2 separate regions of the Homo sapiens genome follow, and region 1 is linked to region 2. Evidence: chromatin contacts called from ENCODE Hi-C data. All regions are on one chromosome and are shown on one strand. The core of a region is the stretch at or near the end of the contact, and the rest is flanking DNA. Distances in the headings are between cores, read along the strand shown. Region 1 overlaps ST7 (suppression of tumorigenicity 7). Region 2 overlaps ST7 (suppression of tumorigenicity 7).

What was found. Hi-C counts contacts between places; a loop is a spot of excess contacts on that map. Pooled maps may share reads with other maps.
Region 1: a loop to region 2 is called in a map of PC-9, with 3 times the contacts of the local background. The contact joins two enhancer-like sites. A Hi-C loop is called at or near these places in 2 of 168 maps with a recorded cell type or tissue (PC-3 and PC-9) and 1 of 50 pooled maps.

Annotation. Positions count from the first base shown.
Region 1 is chr7:117,165,571-117,172,439 of GRCh38, reverse strand. ST7 (suppression of tumorigenicity 7) reads right to left here. Exons shown (of 16, transcript NM_001369598.1): 10 at 1,464-1,578. Among named protein-coding and RNA genes, the nearest start is that of ST7-OT3, 14 kb to the left of the region's middle. Within about 2 kb of position 2,304, at least 4 of the 41 ENCODE cell types and tissues checked have a DNase peak (open chromatin) inside an H3K27ac peak, as active enhancers do; they include PC-9, where a contact is called at or near this core.
Region 2 is chr7:117,127,785-117,134,802 of GRCh38, reverse strand. It overlaps ST7 (suppression of tumorigenicity 7), which reads right to left. Exons shown (of 16, transcript NM_001369598.1): 4 at 4,956-5,010; 5 at 4,197-4,312; 6 at 2,843-2,918; 7 at 611-679. The region is part of intron 2 of ST7-AS2 (ST7 antisense RNA 2); the gene reads left to right. Among named protein-coding and RNA genes, the nearest start is that of ST7-AS2, 14 kb to the left of the region's middle. Within about 2 kb of position 2,307, at least 5 of the 41 ENCODE cell types and tissues checked have a DNase peak (open chromatin) inside an H3K27ac peak, as active enhancers do; they include PC-9, where a contact is called at or near this core.

The DNA.
Region 1 (6,869 bases), core at 1,055-3,554, 38 kb before region 2:
GTCTGCACAGGCAAAATGATGCCATCACTGGCTGAAGGCTTTTCGTTTCCATATATTTGAGAAAAAATTTGAAGAAAATGAAACAAAAACAAAAACAGTCTCATAATGCCTGAGTTCCCTCAACTATAGGAGATGATAACTCTCACCCATTTCAGAGATTCCTTATGAAGAAATGTGTCAAAAATAAGACCCAATGGCCAGGTGTGGTGGCTCACGCCTGTACTCCCAGTGCCTTGCGGGGCCAAGGTGGGAAGTTCACAGGAGTTTGAGACCAGCCTGGGTAACATAACGATAACCAGTCTCTACAAAAAAAATTTAAAAATTAGCCAAGCATGATGGCACACTCCTATAGTCCTAGTCACTTGGGAGGCTGAAGCAGGAGGATGGCTAGAACCCAGGAGTTCAAGGTTATAGTGAACTATGATCATACCACTATACTCCATCTGGGGTGACAGAGAGGAAGGCCCTATCTCTCTTAAAAAAAAAAAAAAAAGACCCAAATGGTATAGTTTGCTCTGTATGTTTTGTAATCTGAATAATTCTTTAAATGCACTTTAAATGCACTGAAGATGCTTACTAAAGAAAAAATATTTCATAAAGCAAAAAATGATTATATAATAAGTAATCATTCCCTACATCCATTTTACAAGGAAACACTTTAGGAAGATGGTTACTGAAATGAGGCAGAATAGTATGAAGCTCTGCAGATATTTCAGTAACAATGTCGTGGCAGGTAATTATGTGGACAATTTTTGTCCAATTAATCAAATAATGAATTCATGGATAATGACAATATGAGCATTAGAGTTTTAAAATATCTAGGATGTGCCGGCTTATTTTTCTGGTTTCTTAGGAACAGGCAAAATGGAATAAGTTCATGAGTGAGTAACCAGAATGGCAAAGGGACTTCAAAGCCTGCCATTTAAAGAAATGGGGATATTCTGCTGCTAATGAGAAGAGCTGGGATGAAGCGGACATGATTTCATCTTCCAATATTTACTGAATTGCCACATGTGCAAGGGATATTAGCTGTTCTACATTGCTCCAAAGGGTCAATGTGACCAATAGGCTGTGGTCACAGTGAACTGATGTGGATTTATAGCAAGAGCTCTAACAGTCAGTGCTGCCCCTACAGGATAGGTACTGCCTGTGAGGTTCTGGGTGATTCCTGACCGCAGAGGTAATAGAGCAGAGTAGACATAACTGCCTGATGGGGAGAGCATGAGGGGAGCCTGTACGGAGGGAAGGAGAGGAACGAGACACATGCCATGTGACATTTCTGGTCCTTGCTAACCATGAAATTCTAAGATCATACCAAACACCATCATAAAACTGTAGGTGAAAATTCTATAAGAGTATGGCTACAAAAGTGCTGTGCTATTTGAAATGACCCTTCTAATCTAATCAGGGAAAATACATCAAAAGAGGAATAGTCAAGTAAATAAAAATACCCAAGAACTTACCATCATACTTTGCTAAGACTGCCTGAACATCAGCATATGCTTGTAGTTCCAGAAGGGCTTCTAAAAGGTTTTCATGGATATTGAACATACTCAGAAGGGGGAACTCCTTCATTAACTAGGGCAGAAGAAACCAAGGAATAATTAGTATATTATGTATGTCTTATAATTTTATTGTACATATTTTATTATATATATTTATTGTATATATCACGGTTTGGATATATATACACAAAGTAAAATGATTACTAGAGTTAAGCATTTTAAGAAATAAGTATTTCTTATTTATTTATTTATTTGAGATGGAGTCTTGCTCTGTCGCCCAGGCTGGAGTGCAGTGGTGCGATCTCAGCTCACTGCAACCTCCACCTCCTGGGTTCAAGCAATTCTCCTGCCTCAGCCTCCCAAGTAGCTGGGACTACAGGCACATGCTACCATGCCCGGCTAATTTTTGTGTTTTAAGTAGAGACGGGGTTTCACTATGTTAGCCAGGATGGTCTTGATCTCCTGACCTCATGATCTGCCCGCCTCGGCCTCCCGAAGTGCTGGGATTACAGCATTTCGTATTTTTAAAGTATAATACTGAATTGTATTTATATAAAAGTATAATTCAATTCTTAAAAGTATAATTAATATTGGGTTATAAGAGTTCATATCAATTATTATTTTGTAAATCATTAAATGCTTCTTATTTTTCTGGTAAGGTGGGATAAGATTCAAAGACAGGTTTTCATAAAAGTTGAAGAAAATGCTCAAGAAAGATAAAATGCCATGGAGAAACCAAACAAGGTAAAGGCTGAAAAATATCTCACGGGCTTTACCAGTTAGGTCACCGGTAACTTTGCCAACAGCAATTTGGATGGAAGCCAGACTGTAGAAGGGTAAACAAGGGGGCATTACCCTTTCAAGCAGCCTAGTGGCAAAGTTAAGGAGAAAAAGTAGAAAAATAACTAGAAAGTGACACGGGTTAAAAGAAAATTTGTAGGTAGTGATGGGGGTGGTAGTAAAGAGGAAGGTTTATGAGTTTCTGCCTGGTGGCCTACATAAAACAGGGGCCACGATCATCTTCTGAGACTAAGAGAATAGGTGGCAGGGAAGAAGCTTAAAGATGGGGTGAAAGTGAAAAACAGCCACACAGTGGAGAACTACTCAGGACAAAAAAAAAAAAAAAAAAAGGATTGCTAAGGCTGTCTTGAGGGCCTAACAAATGGAGACCATGAATTTTAGAGGTTATAACTGCCATGGTTGTCAAGTTTTACCTAGCGGTGGCCAGCAGCCCAGGTACAGTAGCAAGATGTCAAATGATTAGGTTGAGCCTGGGCAGACTGAATTAGGTTCAATAAAATTCAAGGAGCAAGAGACTGGACTATGATGGTGAACGAATGATTAAAGGAATGGTCCACGGGTTCCACACTGGATGAGGATGAAGAGAGGCCCAAAGGAAGTTAAAATATATAATATTGAACTTCACTGGGAAGCAAAGAGAAAGAAGAAAGACCAAGAATTTCAGAGCAAAGTTTTTATCTTCAAGAAAGGTAAAATCTGGCCAGGCATAGTGGCTCATGACTATAATCCCAGCACTTTGAGAGGCCGAGGCAGGTGGATCACCTGAGGTCAGGAGTTTGACACCAGCCTGTCCAACATGGCAAAACCCCATCTCTACTAAAAATACAAAAATTAGTCAGGCATGGTGACACGCACCTGTAGTCCCAGCTACTTAGGAGGCCGAGGCAGGAGAATCACTTGAACCCAGGAGGTGGAGGTTGCAGTGAGCTGAGATCATGCCACTGCATTCCAGTCTGGGCAACAGAGTGAGACTCCGTCTCAAAAAAAAAAAAAAAAGGAAGAAGATTAAAAAAAGAAGGTAAAATCTTATCTTAAAAGAAAGTTAACCAGGTTCAAAAAAAGAAAGGTAAAATCTTATCTTAAAAGAAAGGTAACCAGGTTCTTTATAGAGCAGAATCACAGATATATTCTCCTCTAATCCTCTACCTGGATAACTGCTATCTATTATAACATAACAACCTCTAAAAAAGTGATAACTGTTTTTGATGTCAACATCTTTAAAGTAATTATGCTGAGAGAAATAATACCAAAAACAGGCTAATTCACTGCTAAGCAAAAAATCAGTGAATACACTGCATTGACCATCCAGTTCTTCCTTCATTAGGAACATTTACCATATTGTTTTGTTTTTTAAAGCCAATAATCATTTACCCTATCTTTAAAAATAATTTTCTGCAGCCCAAAAGAGCATCATATTACTAACGAAAAACCCCTATTAAACTGATTATGTGTTCAGTAAGACTGATGGTCCGAACTTCCCTAGAGAGGCCTGCAGTATTTTCACTGTTGATAAAGGAGGTGAATAAGACTATACCACACATTGCTGATGTTCTGTAACCAATAAAAGTATTTCTTGTTCTGGTTCATTTTGATTCTAGTTGAGATTACCCTTTGATTTTTTTTTCTCTTTCTAATTAAAGCAGTTAGAATTAAAGCTCTCTGTCATTCAGCATTTGGCAACACAATAAAGACATTCTCTAAATTGCAACATTTAAACATTTATTGTTTTCAGCCAATTCTTCAGGTAATGATCAAACTTCAAGGACACAAATCATATTCTATAATTTAAAAAGTGCAATTCCAAATATTAGTTGCTGAAGCTTAAAAACTGAGTCTTACTAAAACTCAGTGAGACCGCATACGCAAACATGAGGTCTCACCCAGTTCCAACAGAACTTAAGGTAAGATGCTAGGAGCTTAAAGAGCAGTGCTTTCATTTGAAGCTTGGACAGAGTATACTGTGTCCAAAAACAAATCACCAATAAAAGGATTTTAAACATGGTAAAAAGCAAATGTTGGAGAGGTAATCAAAGTCATATGACAATTAGCAAATCTAGCTTTCCTAATTTAATATAAACCAGAACAAAAAGTGAACCCTCTGCTGCCTCCATTGCCCTTTCCGGCTCCTCAAACAAGCTATCTTAGAGAAAAGCCCACAACTTCCTTGGCTCTGTTTACTCCACACTGCTTCGCTACAACCTGGCTTGCCTCCCCACAATCTGAATCTGCTTGTCCCCATTTACAGGTGACTGAAATTGCTCCCGTGGACACCCTCCGCCCTTTTCTTGTTTGACCTCTGCATCATTTGAAAGTCTGATGGCTTTTTCTTTGAAACACTTGCCTCTCTTGGCTTCTTCAACAGCATTCTCTTCTGGTTTTCTTTATACTTATCTCACAGCTCCTTTTCTAGTTTCCCCTTGTCTCTGATTTAGGAGTAAGTCTTCTTGCAGGTTATGTCCCACATCCTCTTATCTTAAACACCCTGATCTCTAGAACTGTTGTCATTTCCAGGGTCTCAGCATCAGCATCTCCATGGGGATGACTTCCACAACCTAACATCCTGCTCTTGCCAACTGTCTTCCTGACAGTTTTACCTGAGTGTCCTTAAAGGCAACACACCTAATACTGAGATGATAATTTCCCCCTTCCCAGGCCAACCCTTCAAACCTGTTCTTCCCTCCTTGGTATTTCCTATTTCAGAGAAAAGAACCATTAACCTCTTGTCACCCTCTTCTCCCTACAGCCACTTTAGAGGCCCTGCAACCCCCGAGAGTTGATATTTAAAACATGCTGACAGCTTTCATTACATTCAATGAAAGCTGTGTTATGCAAACATACACCTTAAGAATCATGAACACTTGGACACAGGAAGGGGAACATCACACTCTGGGGACTGTTGTGGGGTGGGGGGAGGGGGGAGGGATAGCAGAGGGTGATATACCTAATGCTAGATGACGAGTTAGTGGGTGCAGCACACCAGCATGGCACATGTATACGTATGTAACTAACCTGCACAATGTGCACATGTACCCTAAAACTTAAAGTATAATAATTAAAAAAAACAAAGTAAAAAAAAAAAAGAATCATTACCATCTCCTCTTTTCTCTAACCATGCTGCCAGTAACTTATGCCCCTCATACGTTGCCTAAATTGCTCACACAGCATCTGCATTTGTCCATTTGCCTCCAATCACCTCTTTCCAATCCACCCTTCCAATATTGTCATAAAGGCTTTTTTTTTTTTGAGAGACAGAGTCTGGCTCTGTCACCCAGTCTGGAGCGCAGTGGTGCAATCTCAGCTCACTGCAAGCTCTGCCTCCCAGGTTCATGCCATTCTCCTGCCTCAGCCTCCCAAGTAGCTGGAACTACAGGCGCCCACCACCATGCCCGGCTAATTTTTTGTATCTTTAGTAGAGATGGGGTTTCACCATGTTAGCCAGGATGGTCTCGATCTCCTGACCTTGTGATCCACCTGCCTCAGCCTCCCAAAGTGCTGGGATTACAGGTGTGAGCCACTGCGCCTGGCCCATAAAGGCTCTTATACACAAGTGAGTCCATCACACTCCTGCTTAAAAGGCAATCACGGACATGACGAGATTTATCCCAAGGAAATAAGCAGATGTTAATACAAATTTACAAAGCTGTTTATCACAACATTATTTGTAATAGTAAAAAAAAAAAAAATGCAAGCAACTTAAAATTTAACCCATTATGAGATATTTAAGTATAATAAACTATAGTCACCTTTTGGGCTATTATATGTTGTCATTAGAAGTTAAGTTCTCAAAAAACTTTCAACAGCATAGCCTGGGAAATGCTGGCATACAATATTACACTAGAGAAAGCAGGATACAAACTATATTTTGTAATAAAATCATGCTTTTCTTATGAGCCTATGCATAGAAACATACTTGGTTAGAAATACACTAAAATTATACCAATATGCTAAATTATACTAATATACTAAAATTTTAACAGCAGTTATTTCTAGTTGATGATATTAAAGGTGATTTTTATTTCTTCCTTCATATTTTCTATATGTTCTAATTTTTAAAATTTTGTTCTAATATTCATTCTATAAACTGGGGAGGGGGACAGCCATTTTTAGGAATACTGGCTTCTCACTGAATTCAGGATATAATCTAAAATGCTTAGCATGGCAAACGTAGCCCCTTGTGACAAGTCCCTGTCTAATATGCCAACCTCACTTCTAGCCACTTCACACGCACCACGCATCTGGCATAGAACAGCTTTCAGTTCCTTAAACAGGCCATGTTCACTCATGTTCCAAGCTCCTCCTCCCTGGAGTGCTCTCCTGTCCTGGTCAATCTGGCCGCTCCTCAACTTTCAGGAAATCTTTACCTGGCCCCTGACTCCTGACCTCTTACCTTCATCTGCTGGTTAAGTACTCCTGGCCTGAACTACCAGAGTCCTTGTCACAATCATCTACTTGTCCATCTTCTCCATGAGTCTGAGAAGAACGTGAGAGCAGGAACTTTGCCTTATTGCTGTATTCTTGGTCAGTGACCGACCTATCATAGGTGCTCAACACACACTTCATGAC
Region 2 (7,018 bases), core at 1,058-3,557:
CCAATTTCTACAGATGGCAGCATCCATGACTTGGAAAGAACCATAATGATGCTGAAACTATACAAGTGATTCACTGGAGAAAATAACTGGGACAGGCATCAGAAGAAATGCTTAAGGCTTCAGATGCCAACATATAAATATGAGGCAAGGGTAATGAAGTGAAAATTGAGATTGTAATACTGAGTGGTAGATACAGTATCAGAGGAATTAGCTATAAGATTGTAGTTGTTGGGCTGGGAACCCAAGAATGGTTGGGGCTAGCTTGCTTGCTTTGCTTATTTATATTTCAAATGGTATTCTTAGGAGGAGAGGCAGAGTAGCACTACTGGCCAAGAAACATACATCTATGTGGAAACGCATGAGTTTGGGATAGAAACATGCTAAGAGCTTGTGAGTGAAGGAAAAAGGAGAGAGCAATAGAAGTGCTAATGGTTGGGGAGTACAGAACAGACTGCTCAGCTCGATGGAAGATATAGATGATGCATCCTTGTCACAACACAATACACATACAGAAGCAAGAAAGTGTGGTGATGGGGGTGTCAACCATCCAGATATCCACTAGAAGTCTCATTTGGTTAGAAGTAGGGCACCCAACAGGTTCTTGACTTACTTTGGTAACAATTTTATCTCCCAGATGGTAGAGGAAGCAATTAGGGGAACTTCAACTCTGGACCTAATTCTGACCAAGAAGAAAAAAATAGTTGGTAAAATGAAAATTGATAGGAACATTCAGAGAGAGTCACTATGTCATTTCGGAGTTCAGGGTAATCAAAGAGGGGAAGGTGGACTTCAAAAAATTCAAAGAAAAGAGGCATGATTCAATGGCATGAGATTCAGAAGGAAAAATGGTTTAAGAGGGTTGAGCAGCTTCCAAATGTTCAACTGTAACTGCAATCACAAATGATCCTCTCAGGAAGAAAAGAGGGGTGGCACTTAAGTAACCAACACGGCTTCACAGAGATTTCTCCCAGGTCAGATTTTTAAAGGACATATTTTAAAAGATGGAAAGAGGGCATGTAATGATGGTCTATAAGAGAGTGGAATGAGCTTATAAGAATAATGTCAGGAGAGCTACAATTCCAAATTAGCTGAAGCTTGCAAAAATAACAATAATAATAATAATAATAAAACAAAATAAAATACTAAAGACAACCATTTATTCCCTATTTTAAAATTATATTTAAGGCCCTATCACCGTCCCCATGTCACAAAGGCAAATAAGTAAAAAAAAAAGACAAACAACATAATAACATCAAAACAAGGAAGGTTTATTGTTAAAAGCAGTAGATAATAAAGAAAAAGCAAAACTCTCTCCCTCCTATTTTGTTCCTGGCTTCTCTATCAAGGAGAATGACTGTCAGACTGAAAAAGGGAGAAGAAATTAAACTCTAAAATGGGTAAAAAGATGTAAGATAGCAAATAATTGATCCATTCTAAATGAATTACTGGACTGGATGGGCAAATCCCAGGAAACCGAAAGACCTTGTAGGCAGGCCATGGAATTGCTCTCTGTGGATAGTTGAGGAATCACAAAGAATGGAGAGGTGCTAGAAGATGAGATGATAAATGTAGCATAAATTTTCAAAAAGGGGAAGAAGGCAGACTTCCCAAACTACAGAACACAGTGATTTGGAAAGATATTCTAATGGATTATTAAAGGAATGGTCTCCAAGCACTTTAAAAAGAAAGTAGTGACGACTAGAAGCCAGCTTATATTCACTAAGAATAAATAAATCAGATTGTGCTAGCTTAATTTACTGTAATAGATTTACTATAAATTTAAGATCCGCAGCTACGATTGGCATTCTTAAGATCCAAATGGAGAAATATGAGCTGAGTCACAGTGTAACTGGGTGGCTTAGTAATTGAGTGAACAATACAAAAGATGGTGATTCATGAAGACATGAACCTGGAGGGTAGTTTCTATGTCATGTCACAGGGCTCTATTCCTGGCCTTCATATTTTTCTCAGAAATATGGATGACACACAGAAGGCAGGCATATCGAATTTGTAGATGACAAGAAACTGGAAAATAAATATGTTGCATGACAGAATCAGAAACCGTAGATCAACTGGTTACAATGGCAGGATTTTCAACTCTCACGACAATCTTTTTTTTTTTTCCCTAAGATCTCTGAAGAAGATTCTGTAACCTTCTTCAGAAAAATCATAAAATAGTTTAACAATGACCACTTGGCAAGGATAGTGTTGAGGTGATTCAAGCACCAGATGGGTGGTTCAGCTAAGTGACCTTTAAGGTCTCTGCCAACCCTGAGTTTTTATGACTCCAACTTTAAGAATCTTTCTCATTTTCTGAGATCTCCAGAAGAGATTTCCCAGCCTTCCTTGGTAACCCACAGAATGTTTAACAACACTCAAGACAGCATTTCCTCTTATCTTTGTCTTAATCTTGAAGTATTTTCTAAAATTTTTTTTTTAAACCTTATGTTGTTATCATGTTTTCCCCACTAGCAGAAGTTCTACTAGAAAATGTTCTAGTGCAGATGAGCATTCTACATCTGGAAAATTTTCCCTGTCAGAATGTTTTAGATATGTAAAGAATTGTATTTATTTTATATCCTCACAATATCCTAGGGATAGCCCTTCAAGAAATTAATTTAGGATCACAGCAAAGCCATTGAATTCATAAAATGACTAAAACCACCTCCACATGGTGGCTGTCCTTCATTTAAAAAAAAAACTTTTTTAAATAGAGTAATAACTCCCCAAATAATCCTCCAGTTCAAATGCAGTTTAATTTAAGTATCCTATCAATGGCAACTGAATATATTCAGCAAAGGATGAGATTTCCTTTTTAACAGCAAGATTTTCCCCCACTTACTCATTTATCTCCAAGGCTTCATGAGCTGCAGAAATCCTAGCTTGGGGGTTTCTCTCTCTCCAGGCTTTCTGCATTACTATTTAAGAAAAAGAGAAAACACCAAGTCAATCCATACATATAATTAGGTAGACTCAGTAGAGGACAAGAGCTAAATTAGGAGTGTCAGCTTAAATTACAAGAACATATTTCATTGCTAAGAGGGTTGGCCAAAATCTCCAAAGTCATATTAGTGTATTAATGTGCTATTCCACAGTATTTCAACTGCTGATAGCAAACCTTTTTTGTGCTCACAAAACTACAGGCTAAGGAAATCAAGAAAAGGCACTCTAACAGAGATTTTGCGTGTCTTTTGCACATTAATGTCATTTGTTCTTGGAGAATATATTTTATGCATTTTGAGATGACATTGCTACCAACCTTTTCATTCACTTAGATACAACATAATTGGTCATTTTCCGAAGCACTTAACACAGACTCTTGGTGTTAGAACATTCTGAAACCATTTCAAGAATTATGCGTGGGTCAGTAAAAAATGCTTAAGCTTTTGCTTAACATGTGTACTTATATCCCAAATTTACCTGCAAACCTAGCTTTTATACATCAGAGCAGTTTCTGAACATATGGTGGGAAGCTCAATGGGAATATTTACTGTACCATGATGTTTCTACCATAGCAAAGAGTACCATTTTACAAAGGAGTAACAATCTCCTTATTTATTTTATAAATTTGTATTTTATAAATTATTTTAGAGTGTGTAGAGGTTCCCTTTCAAAAACATTTTTTCACCTATTTACTTTGAATAAATTTTATAACAAAAAATTTCAGTTGAATTATCTGAAACTCAAGTAATGTAAAATACACACTAAACAAAGTATTTTCTCAGATGGAACACACATCTAGACTCCAATAGCCAAGGCCATGACCCCATTCGATGCTAGTTAACCTATAAATAGGCAAATAAAAGTCACTAAAATATATTCATTAATCATCTGAATCCAGTAAATTCCAATTTCTACTTTGAATATCATAAAGGAGATAAGGCCTTCATGCTAACTCAACCAAGAACTTCATTAGCTTCATATAAGATTCATATTTCTTTAAAATATATAAAACCAACTTCGATATATTTTTAAAAATCATGATTCAAATTATTATGAGGGGACTCATTTCAACATAAATACTTCATTGTGATAAAGGTTTACTTAATTATCAGAGTTCTGGGTTCTTATTAGTCAATCAACAATTTAATATTTTATTCATTGGAGTTTTACAGAGTGGATATTCTAAAAGCAGAAATCTTGACACTTAAGCCAAAAAGCCCTCCCATTCAGAAGGATGTATGGATTTTTCATACTTGCATCTGCGGGACGCAGATGGTCCGAGTCACAAGTAAAGAATGTCTGGTGGTCTTGGGCAGAGAGATTCATGTCATAGTAAGTAAGAGGCTCTCGTCCTGTCACCCAAGTATACCTGCAAAGGAGAAATAAGATGATTAGACACTTTTGAGAGAGAAAAGCAAGACCTATAAAATATTAAGCTGCAGAGGCGTTGAAATATAGACCATTAACTGAATACTAAAATAGCTTTGCTAATGAATAAAAAAAATTTTTAAAAATCATCTTATTCTCCCTTCAGGAATTATATCAGTCAAAAGAAATAAACATTTTCTCCTGTGTTTTTGTCTTAAAATTTACTAGCCCTTGCTAATGAAAACCTTCCCTAATTCATATTATGAATAGACACTTTCCTAAAGCTATGAAAATTCTAATTTGCCTAATTACTTTGCTAAACTAAATTCCAACATAACTTCTGCGACATCTCTATAACCATATTCCAGGTAAGCTTCAAAATGTTTTCAATGTATAGTATATATTGAAAAGAATAACTGTTAATACAAAAACTCTAAAAACTACACATTTTTGTACATTATCCCAAATCTAGTGCTAAAATATTTATAAAACAGAAAAATCAAAACATTTGAAGATAGTATTAAAAAATGGACGCACTACATAGACTGTTACAATGACCCCTAAATGAACCAGCAAAAACATTTGCTGCTGTCTTTGCTCTCTGAACCAGACCCATTTGTTTCCCAAGCTGTCAAAATGCTTACCGATTGTATTCAGCACCCCTAAATAAATTTAGTGGATTTCGCCATACTTTGCATTCTGCAACAAAGAGAAATATGAAAATGTTACGCGTAAGTTCAGTGACACTACAAGCTAATTAATTCAGCAAAACACCCTTCCTGCCATTTGATAAGATAATTCTATTCACTACCCTTTACATGGGAAGCAATGTGGAAAAACTCTGGGTGGTTAATCACAAAATGTGGCTCAGGCTCCGGGACTTTGGAAAGTTTTGCCTAATCTCTCTGGGCCTGAGTTTCCTCACTTGCCAAATCAAGATGCATGCCAAAATCAGCTAGTTCATAACTCCTAAAATTATTTCAAGAGGTCCAAACTGATTCTATGAATTTACTTCTAAAACCTTATAGATAAAAGTATAGGCAGAAGTAAAACTATTTTCTGTCAGTCTAAAACATACCTCATAATAACGTTGTACATGACAAGACAAACTATAGAGTATAATATGCAAACAGCCTTATAGTCTTAATTTGGGTTCATGCTAACAGTGATTTTATGATAATTTACCAGTTTGCTTTTGCCTTACAGGAAAGGAATAAGAAAATTAATAAGATTACCATATTGTAGGAAGAAATGCAATTAAAAGAAATTGTCTCAAAGCATTTTAATATCATTTACTTGCACAGATACATATACTAATCATCATACTAATATCATCATGTTAGCACATCCTAATAGGTCATACCTCTTTATTATACCAGGACCACAGAAATTTAGAACAAAAGGACTTTAACTTAGAAAAGCCAAGCATTAACTTTAAGACTGTGTTATAATGGTAAGCATATGACTAATAAACTACAATTCTTTTAAAACAGTCTATGATTAAGACTTTCTACTGATTCAGAATACTAGATTTTGGATGAATAAGATTTTATTATAAAAAAATCAGTTAATAGTATTCAAAACATCTATGTGCGTGTGCAACCAGCAAAAACCACATCCAACAACATATGTACAAAAAAGTGAGCAATTATTGCAGAAATCCAAAGGACATTGAAGGCCACGTGGTGATTCATTAGGATCCTACCCTCAGTCCTGTACATTCAACATCCATCCATCCACTGAGCATTAATTTGAGCACCCACTGGAGGAAATAAGTAAACCATCAATTTCAACACAGTGTGATAATGGAGAACACAAAGCACTCTGGGAACATGTGTGTAATCTCAACAAATATTTGTTAAAATAGTAAAGGATATACACATAACAGGAATACGTGTTTTCATTTAAAGAAGATGTACTTATTTCTAAATTAGGGCAGGATCCCACTTAAAATTTACACAATATTTATAAATAATGGCCCTAAATTTTTTGTCACTTAGCTTAACTTGCCATTTAGAAAATGATCTTTGTCCACTTAATTTAGCATCTCTGAATTTTGTTCTTGTGAAACTGAGATTTGATGGCTGTCACTTCATATGGCATTAACTACAAAATTATGCTTCCTGTAATTATTTTTTCTCCCCTTAGAGGAATCACTAACACCTTGACTCCAGATCATGGCTTGAAACACACTGGTGAGCTCAATAACCATAATCCCTGCTCTTATGGCTATTATAACTACCTGGACCTCACCACTGCCAACCCCTGCTCAGAGAATCTCTTTTAAGATTCAAAGTGCTCTTCTTAAAGCTTCATGAATATTGCAAGATCTGTATCTAGCACAAAATAAACATGAATATAGATTTATGGATAAGGATCCTCGTGGTAGAATTATTTACTATAAAACAAGGACATTTGGGGAGATGCTTCTCCTCCACAGAATCTCATCTGAAATATTAGTAAAAAGGCTAGGGCAAATATTTTGTCTCCAACAAATACATCATCATACTACCTGGAAGGATAAACACTGTTTAAACATCAATTGACAAATCACAAAGAAAACTGTTTTCAATTAAAATTTCGACTCTATTATATATCAGATGCAATTGAAATTATTTCTAAACAAAAAATAACTCCAAAGATAAATCATGTATATACCTAAAGTATTCACTGAGCAGTATCTAAAGATGCTCTTTATTTAAGAAGT